2 separate regions of the Homo sapiens genome follow, and region 1 is linked to region 2. Evidence: chromatin contacts called from ENCODE Hi-C data. All regions are on one chromosome and are shown on one strand. The core of a region is the stretch at or near the end of the contact, and the rest is flanking DNA. Distances in the headings are between cores, read along the strand shown.

Region 1 (6,604 bases), core at 1,537-4,036, 2.2 Mb after region 2:
CACATTAGAGTGTGGGCCCAGGGTTTTGAAGTTGTAATTTTTTCAAAAAAAGATATTCTCATTTTATATAAAAGCTTCCAATTTTAAAGTCCTGGACAACTATTTCAAAAACTGTTAACACATTGTCTTGGCCTAATGAAACAAATATCCGGACAGAACCTAAGGGCTACCAGTTTTCAGCTTCTGATTCCAATCAAATAAAAAATTTTCCATGGTTGGCCGCAGCTGATATTCCACCTGCGACTTTACCTCTTATGCTGTAAAACTAGTTATTCACTGTTACTGACGGAGAGCACTTTATTAAACCAATAACTACAAGTAAAGCACCTCTAAATTATTAACTTGAAAGGGTACTTAGGGATAACCAAAATGGGTAAATACAGCTCTCCCCCATCTCTTCAAGTTTTAAATAGTTTGAGGCTAGCTGTTTAATTAATTGGAGTAGGTTACTGGATACCTAAATGCTACTACAGATGGTATGTCTGTTATGTTACTGGAAAAGTTCACAGCTGGGAACATTCCTATGCATATGTCAAAAGAGAAAAGCCTTTCTTCTTGACTAAACTCAAAGTCATAGTGGTGAACTATTACAACCCCAGGGGACCAGACATCAAATTCTAACTATAATACAATATTCACAAGTTACAATTCTTTCTCTCCTCTTCTCTTTCAAGTGAAGCAACTGCCCTCACTATTCCCTTTCAATCAGAACAAGGCCACCTAAGCATGTTCCTGGGAAATTACGCAGTTTACCCTAGAAAAATGTATAAGCTAAATAGAAAGCTTCTTTTACCCACCTACGGTACTTTTACCTTAGATTTTACCTTTTTTTGTTTGTTTTGAGACGGAGTCTCGCTCTGTCGCCCAGGCTGGAGTGCAGTGACGCGATCTCGGCTCACTGCAAGCTCCGCCTCCCGGGTTCACGCCATTCTCCTGCCTCAGCCTCCCGAGTAGCTGGGACTACAGGCATCCGCCACCACGCCCGGCTAATTTTTTCTATTTTTTAGTGGAGACGGGGTTTCATCGTGTTAGCCAGGATGGTCTCGATCTCCTGACCTCGTGATCCGCCCGCCTTGGCCTCCCAAAGTGCTAGGATTACAGGCGTGAGCCACCACGCCCGGCCTTACCCATTTTGTATGTATAGATCATCCCCAAATAGCAACAGAAAATGCTACTAGCATTTTCTGGAAGGTGTTAGGAAGGTTTAATCTTGTTTACTGTGTAAGTCTCTTAGGTGTCTATCTTTGTTGCAAAATTAACATTCACCCACCTGTTAAGGCTGCAAAATAAACCCCTGCTTGTGTCAAGGAACTCCTCCTCATTGTAACCACCAAAGCATAACTTTAAACCGGGAAGAGTCAAAAAGCTAATTGTATGACAATTAGCTAGGTAAGTCATCTATCTTTCTTCACATCCTCATTTACTCACTAGACATTCGTTAGTCTGTTCTTCTTAGTTAAATATTATTGTACTTCCAAGTCAAAGTCGAGGAAATAAGAATAAAGCTGATTTCTACAATAAATTTAATATTAATACCATTAATCTATTATTCTAACAATTCCAGAAGAATAGAAAGAGGTAGCCATTATTCACATTTTATGAATAAAAAAGGATGTTGAAAATATCTACATCATGCAGTGTTGCAGCTTTTCTGACATCCCATGGAGAATAATTATGTCATGATTCCGAAGTCCTATCTTGAAATTGTATCAGTGTTTCTAACTTTTATATGTAGTTTTTAGGTCAGCAGAAGGAAAGCAGAAAGGAAAATTATAGGAAGGAAACTTTCTAGACTGGGGATCTGAAAAGCAGACAAAACTCCTGTGTTCAAAAAGGAAAAGGAAGGAAACTTTTTTTTTTTAGCCTATGTGTCCCATACAGGATTCTTCTACACATCTTAAAGATGAGAAAACTGAGGGCTCACAGAGGTTAAGTTGTTCAGATTACGAGTGGCACAACCAAGTTTGAACCCAAGTATGCTTATGCTGAAAGGCTTCTCTTTTCAGAACACAAAACTACAAGTAAACACATTAATTAATTAATTAAATCAAGAAAATAGAGCTGCCAAAGTGAATCAGGGAACAGTTAATAATCCAATCTCCTTTTTAACTCAGACCATCAGTTGAGACACCAAAACCTCTAAAAATTCCTGCTATGCACCCCATAGCTAAGGCAGATGTCTTTTTTGGAGTTGATCCAGGAGAATTCGTTTGTGAGGAAGAGGAGGCCAGCCTCAGGGGCAGAGGACCAAAGGAGGGCAAAGGGTGTGGCGCGCGATAGGATGAGAAGGAATAGGAGGCGGGATCCTCTGCGCCGCTTCCGGGGTCTGCAGGCCGCAAGCCGCGGCCCCAGTAACCCCTCATCCCTGTGTCGGTCCCCATGCTTCTCACCACTGCTCTGCCCCTGCACACTGCCGCCGCCGCCACTGGAAAAGGGTTCCTCCGTGGGGCCTTCGTACGGGGTGGAGGTGGTGGGCACGCCGTAGGGCGGGCTCTTCTCGCCCCAGTGCAGGTTGCGGCTGCCGGGGATATCTGGGGGAGTCGTCACCCAGTGGCCCAGGTCCGACCCGGTGCTGAAGGACCTTGCAGGGAAGGCGCCGCCAAAGCCCTGCTCGTCCCGGGCACCACCCCGGTAGCCCAAGCCATCAAATCCGTCCGGGCGCCGCGGATGCATCGCAGCGGGGGCAGGATGACGCGAGCCCGCCCGGAGCCCACCACCACCGGGGCCACCACGACCTAAGCACACACAGCTTCCCGTCGGCCGCCGCCGCGTCAGGGGTAAATTCTGACAACCGGAAGTCACGTTGGAAACCCGGAAGTCTTCGGAGCACGTGATTATAGCCTCTTCCGGCAACCATTAAAGGGCACGGTTGCTAGGGAGACGCGGCGGTAACCTGGACCTTAAAAGTTTGTTGTCGTTAGGGAATAGGTGGGAATATGGTTGTGGGATTAATGAAACACAGTACCAAAGAGATTCCAGAAAGAGAACTGGTGTAGGAATAGGGCCTGCATGGGAGGAGTTCAAAGATGCTTCTTGGAGGGAGCCGATAACCCGCGGGTGGAGCCTACCCGGTGAGATCCCGGCCAGAAATACCCCATGTCACAGCTACGCCCCAGATCTCAGTGTTTTCTCACGGGCCTGGTGCCTCGCCTGCTCCGAGGAAGCTAGTAGAGGTTGGAGTTGTGGAGGGTTAATAACGTTCCACCTAGCTTTGTCTCCCGCACTTGGGGTTTTGGATCAAATCTATTGAGAGATATGGTACCGCCCAGTGAACGCGAAAGTACTGTGGACCACCAGAGCAAGCATTTTAAAAGTTGAAGTGCACGTCGGGGGTGAAAGAAACCCACGTACTCGAATACTGTCCTCCTGGAGTTAGAAATTACGCGTTTTCCTTTTCTAAGGCTGTAAAGAAACTATAGTTTTCTGTCGTATTTTTTTCTGATGTGTCTAAATCACTCAGGGTATTGAAATCCCAGTTATATCGTTCAAAATTGGGACCTCTAATTGAATAACTGAGAGGACTACTGTAGAGCGTCCCCTACTACCTGTTTTCATTAGCTCCACGGGCTCTTGGGCCAGGCTCCCTCCCCAGATCTGAGGAAGACTTCCATGGTTTCATCCTATGTTCCTTCAACTCGTTGGAAGCCCAGGATTCCTAGAGCTTTTCCAAGAGAACTCTGACGTGCAGTTCTCGATCTTCCAGATGCGAACCTTGATTGAGAGTGATAATCAACTTTGTTTTGATTGAACTGACATTTTTTTCTGTGGTTTTATCACTTTTTATTTTTTATGGGTGTATAGTAGGTGTATATATTTATGGGTTACATGAGATATTTTGATAGCGTACATTAAAATGTATAATTAACATTTTTAAATAACGAATTGACATTCTTAAATTTGATTGCGATGCAGCTTGGGCAAAGGTGTTGAGTCTCTTGACTGTATAAAATTTAAATGTCCATATAGTAAATTTTAAAATATATAGTAATCACAATTGAAAGGCAAATCACAAACAGAAAAATGACATTTTAACATGGTTTAAACAATGGAACAGTAGCTTTAATGTACAAAGAGTTCATACCAATGAATAAAGGCAAATCAGAAATATGAGCAAAGGACATGTAGAGGCAATTCATACAAAAAAAGGAAGTGTAAATAGATAATATCATATAAAAAGTCCTTTACTAATTGAAAAAAGGTAAATCTTAATTATCTTTCACGTATTAAGGTGTTTAAAAGGGAAAATGCACATTGTCTTTCCAGGTGAGAAGAAAGTAGCTTTCATTAATTTCTGAAGTGATATAAAACATAACTTTCTGATGGAGAGCAGTTTGGCACTATGTATCAAAAACTGTAAAAATAACCATATTTTTTGACTCCAAAATCTTAGAAAACAAATATAGGGGTTTTTTACATGTTTCTGGCATGGATAACATACATATGTTTATGGCATGCTTGCTCATAATAGGAAAAAAATAAGCAGGAATGCAAATATCAAATAATTATTATTGATTAATAATTTATTATTTAAAGTGTATATCCATACAGTTGTTTAACAAAAATATATTTATTAAGCACCTATCTCGTGTCAGATACTATTTTAAGCAATAAGGATAGAATGATAAATAAGCCAGACAAGGTGCTTGCATTGTTAGAACTGACATTCTAGTTTAGGGAGACAAAGAACAGATAAATATATCCTGTCAAATATAGTGCAATGTCAAATAATGACATGATTGTATTAAAAAAGCCTAAGTGAGCAATAAAGGAAGCTTTTTTTTTTTTTTTTTAGAATAAGGAAGTCCTCTCTGAAGAAGTGACCTTTGAGCAGAGAACTGAATGAAGTGAGGGAGTGAGCCATTTGTGAATATGTGGGAGAAGTTTTCCAGGCAGAGCTGAGCAAGAGAAACGCCCCGATAGCAAACTAGGTAGCCAGTGAGAAAGGGTGAAAGTGATAGGAAATGAGAGCTGAAAGGAGGCTAGGTGCCAGATCTTGCAAAGCCTTGTCGGTGGTGAACAAAATTTAGGTTTTTTGAGAGTAGAGGAGTAATGTGACTGTATTGATGTTTTATAGGAATCCACCTGGCTCTGTATGGGGAAGAGTAAAGGCTTCCACCTACTAAAGGCAAGCAGCTGAGGCAAAAAATAGTAATAATTTCATCTCGAGTGATAGTGTAATGGAGATGAGAAGGGTTTAGAGTGAAGATGTTTATAGATTACATTAGAGATGAGTATTAAATGACATGAAAATATTCATGTTCAATTTAAAACATGTACAGTATGAACTTACCTTTTAAAAATTCTACTAAAGATACACAATAGAAGAATGTGCTAAAATGATAGTATTATGTCTGAGCACGGGCTTGCATAGTTTCACTTTTTATTTAATTGCTCTAAAAACTTAGCTTTTTTTTGTAAGAAGAAAAATTATTTTAGAAAAAAATTAGAGCAAATTTGGTTATGGGCAGACACAGCAATAAAGATCTTTCTAGATTACTAAATCTGTTCATATCATTTAATCAGTAGTCTCTAGAGCACTATGAAAGCTCTATCATCCTGTATTTCTCCAAAATATTTCTAAAATAATTATGCTGAAATCGTCCAGAGTTTATTGCTTCAAACTAGTTTGAGAAACTCATAACACAGGAATTAAAACATGAATTTATAAAGTGGCCAATGCATTTTATGAAAACAACAGAATGTTTGTATTAGTTTCTATTGTGGCACAATGAATTACCCCCATAACAAATTGGGCAGCTTAAAACAACATTTAATATCTCATAGTTTCTGTAATTTAAAAATTTCAGAGTGGCTTCGCTGGATAGTTCTGCCTTAGGTTTCCCATGAGGTTCTAGTTAAGACTTCTACTTGGAATGCAGTCATTTTAGACATGACTGAGTTTGATTAGGGCTGGAGGATCCCCTTCTAAGATCTCTTACTCAGACAGCTATAGAAAGAATGTCTTTATTTCTTGCTGATTGCTGTTAATGAGGTTTCAATTCCTTGCCACATGAAGTTCATAGAACATCTTGAATGTCCTTATGACTTAACAGCTGGGAGACAGACAGCAAGGGGGAAACACAATGTCGTTTATGACCTAATTACACCTCATCACTTCTGCCATGTTCTATTTTTTTGGAAGAGAGTCACTAAGTCCAACCCTGCACTTAAAGGGGAAGAGGATTTGACTCTATCTTTTAAAGGGAGGATTATCAAACAATAGCATTTATATCATTAAAATGACTAAAATATTAAATCACTATATAACAATTAATGGGTGGAGGATATTATTAGGCACCAAAACTAATAATAAGGAAATTTTTAGCCCAAATATTAACAGAATAATATAGTTTTTTACTTTGTTCCTTAGTAAATAAAGGATTAATTTTCCTTGAAAATAATATGATAGAAATAGTATAACCACCCCCCAACGGGCTTAATACATATTTTCGAAAGTCCAGTCATTATTATTGTTGAGTTGAAATACAAATGAAAAGTTGCAGATTGTTTCAACAGTTTTCAAGAGTTGGCACAGAATGCTATGGTCCTACCAAACAAAAGTGCCTGTGCAGAGCAAGCAAGTCATTCATTTATGTTAACATTT
Region 2 (6,915 bases), core at 2,145-4,644:
CTTTTCAATTCTTTAATAAGCTAGTTTAAACAGTACTGAAAAACTCTGTATTTGAGTTTTAATATCAAAAATCATGGTTCATCAAAAACAAGTATCACCATAAAATGCTGCAGATTCACCTTTACACATACATTTTAAATTATAAAGCATTTTTTGTTCACTAGAATATTTTAAGACCAAACTCTTCCCTTCCTCTCCTCTAATTCTACTCCACTCAGAAAGTAACCAGTGTTATCAGTTTGGCGCATATTCTTTCGGCATACGAATACATATACCCCTTCCCCACCCACACACACACTTAAAAATTTGTTTTCACAAAAGGCACCAAGGGACTAAATAAGTATTTCACTCAGTATACTGTGTACATCTTTTCAACACACAAATATTTTCCCTCAGTTTACTGTGTGCTAATTGCCTGAGGAACTTAGAATGGCTGCACAATATTCCAATAAATAGAATGTTACATACTAAAGCATCAGCCTTAGGTTATGAGCAGTCTAAAGGTTACAAAGTCACATTTTGAAAATTTAAGTCTGCTGCTCTCCACATCAAAAGGCAAGATTTAACAGAAACATGTAATTTATCAAAAAACAAAGTAACACAAAAGAAAACTTCCTATATACACTAATAATAAGCAACAGAATTGGGGCAAAAAATGAAGGGAGTAAAAACAAGCACCTAGCTTGAATTCATAAATCAAGACGTACATAAAAGAGAGCAAAGAAGTTCAGAAAAATTAACCTCAAATTAAGCTTTATTTTTACAGAAGTTTACCAAATTCTAAGTGTAAAAAAAAAGTTTTAGTCTACAATGAAAAGCTTGAATCTGTAACATTAAAAATATTTCAATTAATCAAAGCTATAAATATTAACTTGAAAATGGCATTTATTTTAAAATCTGAAGTTTTGAGAAATGTTTATTTGGTTTCATTATTACAGCCAGCCCTAATTTTTAAATATATCATATCCTTATTTATACAGCCAAAAACAGTAACTGCAAAAAGAAATTTCTTGAAAGGAAAAAAATGTTACTCCATTCAAAAATATTTGTTTAACAGCTTAAATACACTCACTGGAAAACCAACTATCTTTAACACTTGACAGGTGCTTAACATATTGTTTACAAAATACAACGTAATTATTTTGTGAATAGGTTCCATACATAAAATCGTTAACAGCTGACATCACTTATTTAAATGATGTAATCCTAGATAATATGCAAATTAACCCCAATACTAGAAGGAAGACTAGCTCTGATGTCTGTAAAATGTTTAAGATTACCACATCTTTTTCTAAATCAACTCTTAACCCTATTAACACACAGCTAATTACTGATCACCTTTCTAAATACTTATCTTCAATTTTTTTCTAACTATAAAATGCATAAAAAATATTGGAAACAAAAAATAAAGATCACAATCTCATAATCCCACTATTGGTTGATGTGCGTCTAGTCATTAACCCACATACACATATCAAATTCAGTTTCTTTTTCCTTTTTTTTTTTTTATTTGGGACAAGAAACTAAATGCCTTTTCAGTGGTTCATTTGAATCTACCATACTTCAAAAATTATAAATCTACCATCACCAAAGAAGTACAGCGCCATTTGTATTAGTTGCAAAATTAGGCTATTTACTTTTCTGTATGTACTTTTGTGAGGTTTAAAACGTTAGGCTTATTACTTCTCCTTGGTATGAGAGAAAAAGCACAGGCACTGGAAAGAAAAAGGAATAGGTGTGAAATCTTGATTTTGTGAATTAGGATGAATGTGACCTTATGTAAATTACAAAGTTCCTGAATCTGTTTGCGCAGATGAAAATGGAAATATACTAACTGCACCTACCAAACACGGCTGACTGAGGATTAAATAAAACAATACATGTAAAGGTAGTGCCTGGTGCACAGTAGAAACTCCAGGCCGGGCGCGATGGCTCACGCCTGTAATCCCAGCACTTTGGGAGGCCGAGGCGGGTGGATCACGAGGTCAGAAGTTCGAGACCAGCACGGCCAAGATGGTGAAATCCCGTCTCTACTAAAAATACAAAAATTAGCCGGGTGTGGTGGCGGGTGCCTGTAATCCCAGCTGCTAGGGAGGCTGAGGCAGAGACTCGTTTGAATCCGGAAGGCAGAGGTTGCAGTGAGCCAAGACCGCACCACTGCACACCAGCCTGGGCAAAAGAAAGAGGCTCCGTCTCAAAAAATAAAAACAAAAAAACAAACAAACAAAAAAAACCCCAAAAAACTCCACAAACACCAGTTCTTTACTTTCCATTAAAAAAAACTGCATGAAGGAGATACAACTACTAAAAGCCTGCCTTTTAAAACATAAACACAGTAACTGTGAACGAAAAGGTGTTATCACTTGTAATCACAATCCACACACACTTGGCGACAACTCCGGGTATCACTGCACTCCAAATTTTACCTTCGGAAAATAAGCATTTTTAAGTATCCTACACGTGTTTGGCTATCTGAAATCAGAGTTGACAAGGGGGAAGAATGCAGAAAATTTCTCATCTGAAGTATACACCCTGAGTTAAAACCCCGCGGTTGAGAATTTCCTTTAAAATAGGATTATTAAGGATAAAAAGAAAAGCAGCGCTACACTTTTTCCCTCTCTCCCCCAAAGACAAGTCCAGGGATGAGAAAAAAAAAGTAATTCCTTACAGGAATTTACAGAGAACGCCACGGACAAATAACACGCAGGCGTCAGAATAAGTCCGAAAATTTGCTCCTTGCGCAGGTCCGCGTACCTGGGATCCTAAGCCTTAAATTACTACCCTGGGGGTCTTCCTTCAGAATCGGGGAATGAGACACAGGGAGGAGGGGGTGCACGGCGTGGAAAAGTCACAGAGGCAGAAAAAACAATGGGAGAGGGAGGCGGCGGCGGCGGCAAAACGCTAAGACCCAGGCTCCGGCGAAGCGGCTACGCCTGCGGGAAAGCAAAATAGTTGAGTAACTTAAAAAATGAGGAAATTCCGGGTGTTCTGCGGGGAAGGACGGAGGGCCTTGAGAAACAGGGAGGCTGCGGCGGAAAGAGGGGCGGTGTCGTCGGAGAGCAGGGTCGACGATGGAAAGCGAGCAGCGGCGGGAGCGGAAAGCGAGGACATGGACGTGGGCGGGGAAGAAGACCCAGAGGCCTCTGGGGGTCCGCGAAACTGAGAAAACCCGACGGGGGCGAAAGGGGGTCGGGTAGCGCGGTACCTGCAGAGATCGTCCAGGACGCTGCCGGGAATCTCCACCCGTTTGGTCTCCATGATGAGGACCCACAGCAGGAACAGTGCATCCCGGCTCCGCGCGGCCGGGGACTGACGGTACGGCACTAGGACTCCGGCTCGCCGGAGAGCTGGCAGCCGAGGAAGCCGCGGCAGAGACGACTCCAACGGAGACGAGAAGGGGAAGGGGCGGGACCCGCTCACTTCCGTCCCGCTCCCTCAGCCTTGGACCCCAAGACTGGGCCAAGGCTCGGGGCGGAGCCCCCGGAGTCACGCCCCTGCTCGCTTGAAAGGCCCAATGGGAAGCTGAAGAATTGGGACTCTAAGCACTCTAAGCCAATGAGACGTTTGTTTATTGGTCTGCTACTTCCAATCCGTCTTCAAGCTGCTCAGTTGCTACTCAGAAAACCAACTTCCCGCCGCCTTTGAGGTGGCTACACGCATGCGCACCATGCCTCCTGCGCGCTTCTGGGAAGTTCAGAGGGGTCGGGGCTTAGGTGTAGACCCCGGACACATATCCGGGACTTTGGCATGTTGTGCAGGACCTCGCGGTGACTGAGCTCTTTCCTCTGCAGGGCCGACCCTGAGAATCCGTACAACACAAGAGTATGCTCGCGATTCCTGTCACCAAGTATCTTGCACTTATCGCAGCCCCCACCAACTCCAGGCCAAGAGCTGTGCCTCTTTCACTACAAACCCTTGGAGAGGGTATCCATTTTGGAGGTGGCTCTCCTCTGTGCTTCCTTAGGCACCTGGTTCCAAACATGAAGACAAGGACTTTATCTCAGTATCTGGCACCTAGCAAAATCTTAGAAAATACTGATTTAAGCTGAACTCTGATCTGTATTCCACCCTCTGCACAAAGCAATCCCCACCTGCTCGTCCTTATTCATTCCTCGTCTTGCTTAATGGAGACCAATCCATTTGGGATCTTTGGAGAAACTAGATCCATCTGTTCTTTTTCCTCTTACATCAGACCCACAGGCCCACACACACCTGCTCCGTCACAAGTTTAGTCTGTTCTACCATTTAATCTCCCATCTTTTGTCTAAATTTGTCACATGCCACTGTGTACTTCAGTTTTGCATCATTTCTCCATACTACAGTGAGAGCTGCCTAACCACTGACTCTGCCTCCATTCTTGGCCTGTGCAACTGCCTACATTTTGTTTTGTTTTACTCAGATAGGAACAAGTTATCTTTTCAGTTTCTGCTGTATGATCAAGCCCAAGTTCCTTTGGCATAAGAGGCCCGTCACCATCTATTTTGCTCCCGTTTTCCATCTTTTTTTTCCCCTCTTTCTTGGAGAATTCCTCAAATTTATCTTCCTGACAACTACAGAGTTTTTACTTATTTAGAGTTCTGTTTTGTTCTTCAAATGCCCCTTTCTTGTGGTGTCACATTCTTGCTTTGTATATTTTATTTTATCCTTCTGAGGATATTAATAATAGATTTTGACGTTTTCTTCTCCCTGAGTAGTCTTATTCCTCTCAGCTGCTTTTTGCTATTATCTTGATCTCATCTATCCTATTAGAAGCCTCTGTAGTCCTTGACTATTCACTCACACTTAAGAGTAAGGCCTTAACCTGGAGTCAAGTGCCTTGAAAGCTAATTGGAAGCTCTCACCTTGTAGATGGTACTTGTTTCCTGAGAGCTTCACTGTAGGATGATCTGGCTGAGCTGTTGGTTGGAAACACATGGTATCAGTATCTGTACGTAATTCTTTCTGCTGATGAAATTCCCTAAAGAGAAAATGCTTCCAGGCACAGCTTCATGTATTCTGGGAGTCCAGTACAGAAGCACAGGCTGCAGTATTCCATTTGCTTTATTCAGTACTCCCAGCACAGTCCAAGTCTTATTTTAGATTTCCTAAGAAGCAGGCACTGAGACAAGATTTTGAGTGCAGATAGCCTGTGAGGGAGGTGATCTTGGGAAACATTGGTAGGAGAGCAGGAAAGTGAGTCAAGGAGGGGAGGAAAGCCAAAAGGTTTATTATCAAGGAAATTAGCACTGTGGTTAACTGGAGCTTACTGTCACTGGAGAACTCTGGTGGCCAGTATAAAACATATACCTCAGAGTTATCCCACTCAAGGGGTGAGGGAGATGGGGATTTATATACCAACTTCCTTCATTGGTTGAAGGCAGCTCCTGGGGTCTGCACTCTAGCCTGCTACATGGGCAGCAAGATGGGCTCTGGTGGCCAGAAAAAGTCCTACGGCAAAGAAATGCAGATACTAGCAGTTGGACCTCCAGCCAGTGTAGTGGATGGATTGGTAAAGGTAAGAGTGAGCCCCTTCAGTTCTATTTTGCTGGGTGTGCATTCTACCTGTTCTGACTGAATGTCTTTTCTCTGACTGGGAGGCACCATAGTGGTTTTCTTAGTTGTCTCACTTAGAGCTCAAGTCTAGTTTTTAGAGTATTCTAAATGATGGCAGTGGAACAACAGTTCAAGGCAAAGTGGTGCTCACCCACATGGGCCAATGGTATATTAATAGAAACAAGCAGGTTACCAAGCACTTGCTGAAGCACCTGGAGGAATTCTTCTTACTAGCTTTCTAGTCTCCCAGTTTAGGGGCAGCTATACAACCCCTTTTGGGCTCTTAGAGGCCAGGAAGTCCCCAAACTCTCACATGGTGTTAAACCAATCTGCCTTATTAAGAGTTTCTGAGATGTCTGTGGTCCAAGATATTATCTTGCCCATGCCCCATCCCTCCACTGCCTCCTCACACACAGATTTCCAGGAGCTGGACTAGTGCAACCCTTATAGCAGCCCCCCAAGCCATGACTTCCAAAGAAGCCAACTGTATGGTAGAGGCACCTGACAGCAGTAACGTAAGCAGACCCAGGGGAATGACCCTGTGTGGCAGACAACCTGAATGAGTTTGCAGTTACAACCAAGATTCATTCCTTATCTATGAGGAACATCTGAGCCCTGTGGAATGCAGGCTGCACAGGAGGGCTAGGCCCTTTGTTTTGGGCTAAATGAAAGTTGTCAGGTGGAAGCTGTTAGGGAGAGGGTGCAAAATGAAAATGCTATATAAACTGCATGCTTTCTGCAGGTGATGTTGTTCTCATGTCCAGCTCACCTCTAGTGGACCGCTCTGTATGCAAGTTCCTCTCAATAAACCATATGCCTCATTTGCTGGCTCTGGGTCTCTTCTTCAGCCTCTTGAACCTAGTGCCATCCCTGTTAAAGTGAATAGGGACACCAAGGCCTCAATTCCATCTAATTGTTCACAGGACCCAGCTGAGAATGACAAAGGGGAGCTTAGAGTTGAGGTAACAGGAGAACAGGAGATGCTAGGGTTCTTAAATTATAATACTGATTTGATTTTTAAATAATTAGGTTGATTAAAACCTTTATAGTTTTAAAATATGCTATTTCATTTAGTCTTTTTTTTGGAACAAGATCCCACTCTGTTGCCCAGGCTGGAGTGCAGTGGCATAGCTCACTCCTGGGCTCAGTCTCCCACCTCACCCTCCCAAGTAGCTAGGAATACAAGTGCGCACCACCAGGCCTGGCTAATTATTTTTTTAAAAACTTTGTAGAGACAGGGGTCTCACTAGGTTGCCTATGTTAGTCCTAAACTCCTGGCCTCAAGCAATCCTCCTTCCTCAACTTCCCAAAGCACTGGGATTACAGGCATGAGCCACCGTGCCTGGCCTCATTTAGTCTTTATTACTACATGAAATAGACAAA

What was found. Hi-C counts contacts between places; a loop is a spot of excess contacts on that map. Pooled maps may share reads with other maps.
Region 1: a map of naive thymus-derived CD4-positive, alpha-beta T cell shows a loop between it and region 2 (8-fold over the local background). The contact joins the promoter of SLC25A46 here to the promoter of DCP2 in region 2. A Hi-C loop is called at or near these places in 1 of 168 maps with a recorded cell type or tissue (naive thymus-derived CD4-positive, alpha-beta T cell), 1 of 37 single-sample maps with no recorded cell type and 12 of 50 pooled maps.

Annotation. Positions count from the first base shown.
Region 1 is chr5:110,735,189-110,741,792 of GRCh38, reverse strand. SLC25A46 (solute carrier family 25 member 46) reads right to left here and starts at 2,786. Exons shown (of 8, transcript NM_138773.4): 1 at 2,391-2,786. The coding sequence starts at 2,673. It also overlaps a transcript of TMEM232 not described here. RefSeq lists enhancers at 448-947, 948-1,449, 2,694-2,763, 2,774-2,903, 3,154-3,203.
Region 2 is chr5:112,973,277-112,980,191 of GRCh38, reverse strand. DCP2 (decapping mRNA 2) reads right to left here and starts at 3,394. Exons shown (of 11, transcript NM_152624.6): 1 at 3,206-3,394. The coding sequence starts at 3,258. LOC105379126 (a long non-coding RNA gene) reads left to right here and starts at 5,407. Exons shown (of 2, transcript XR_948679.3): 1 at 5,407-5,494. RefSeq lists enhancers at 2,944-3,053, 3,164-3,213, 3,224-3,313, 3,384-3,433, 2,969-3,728 and 2 more.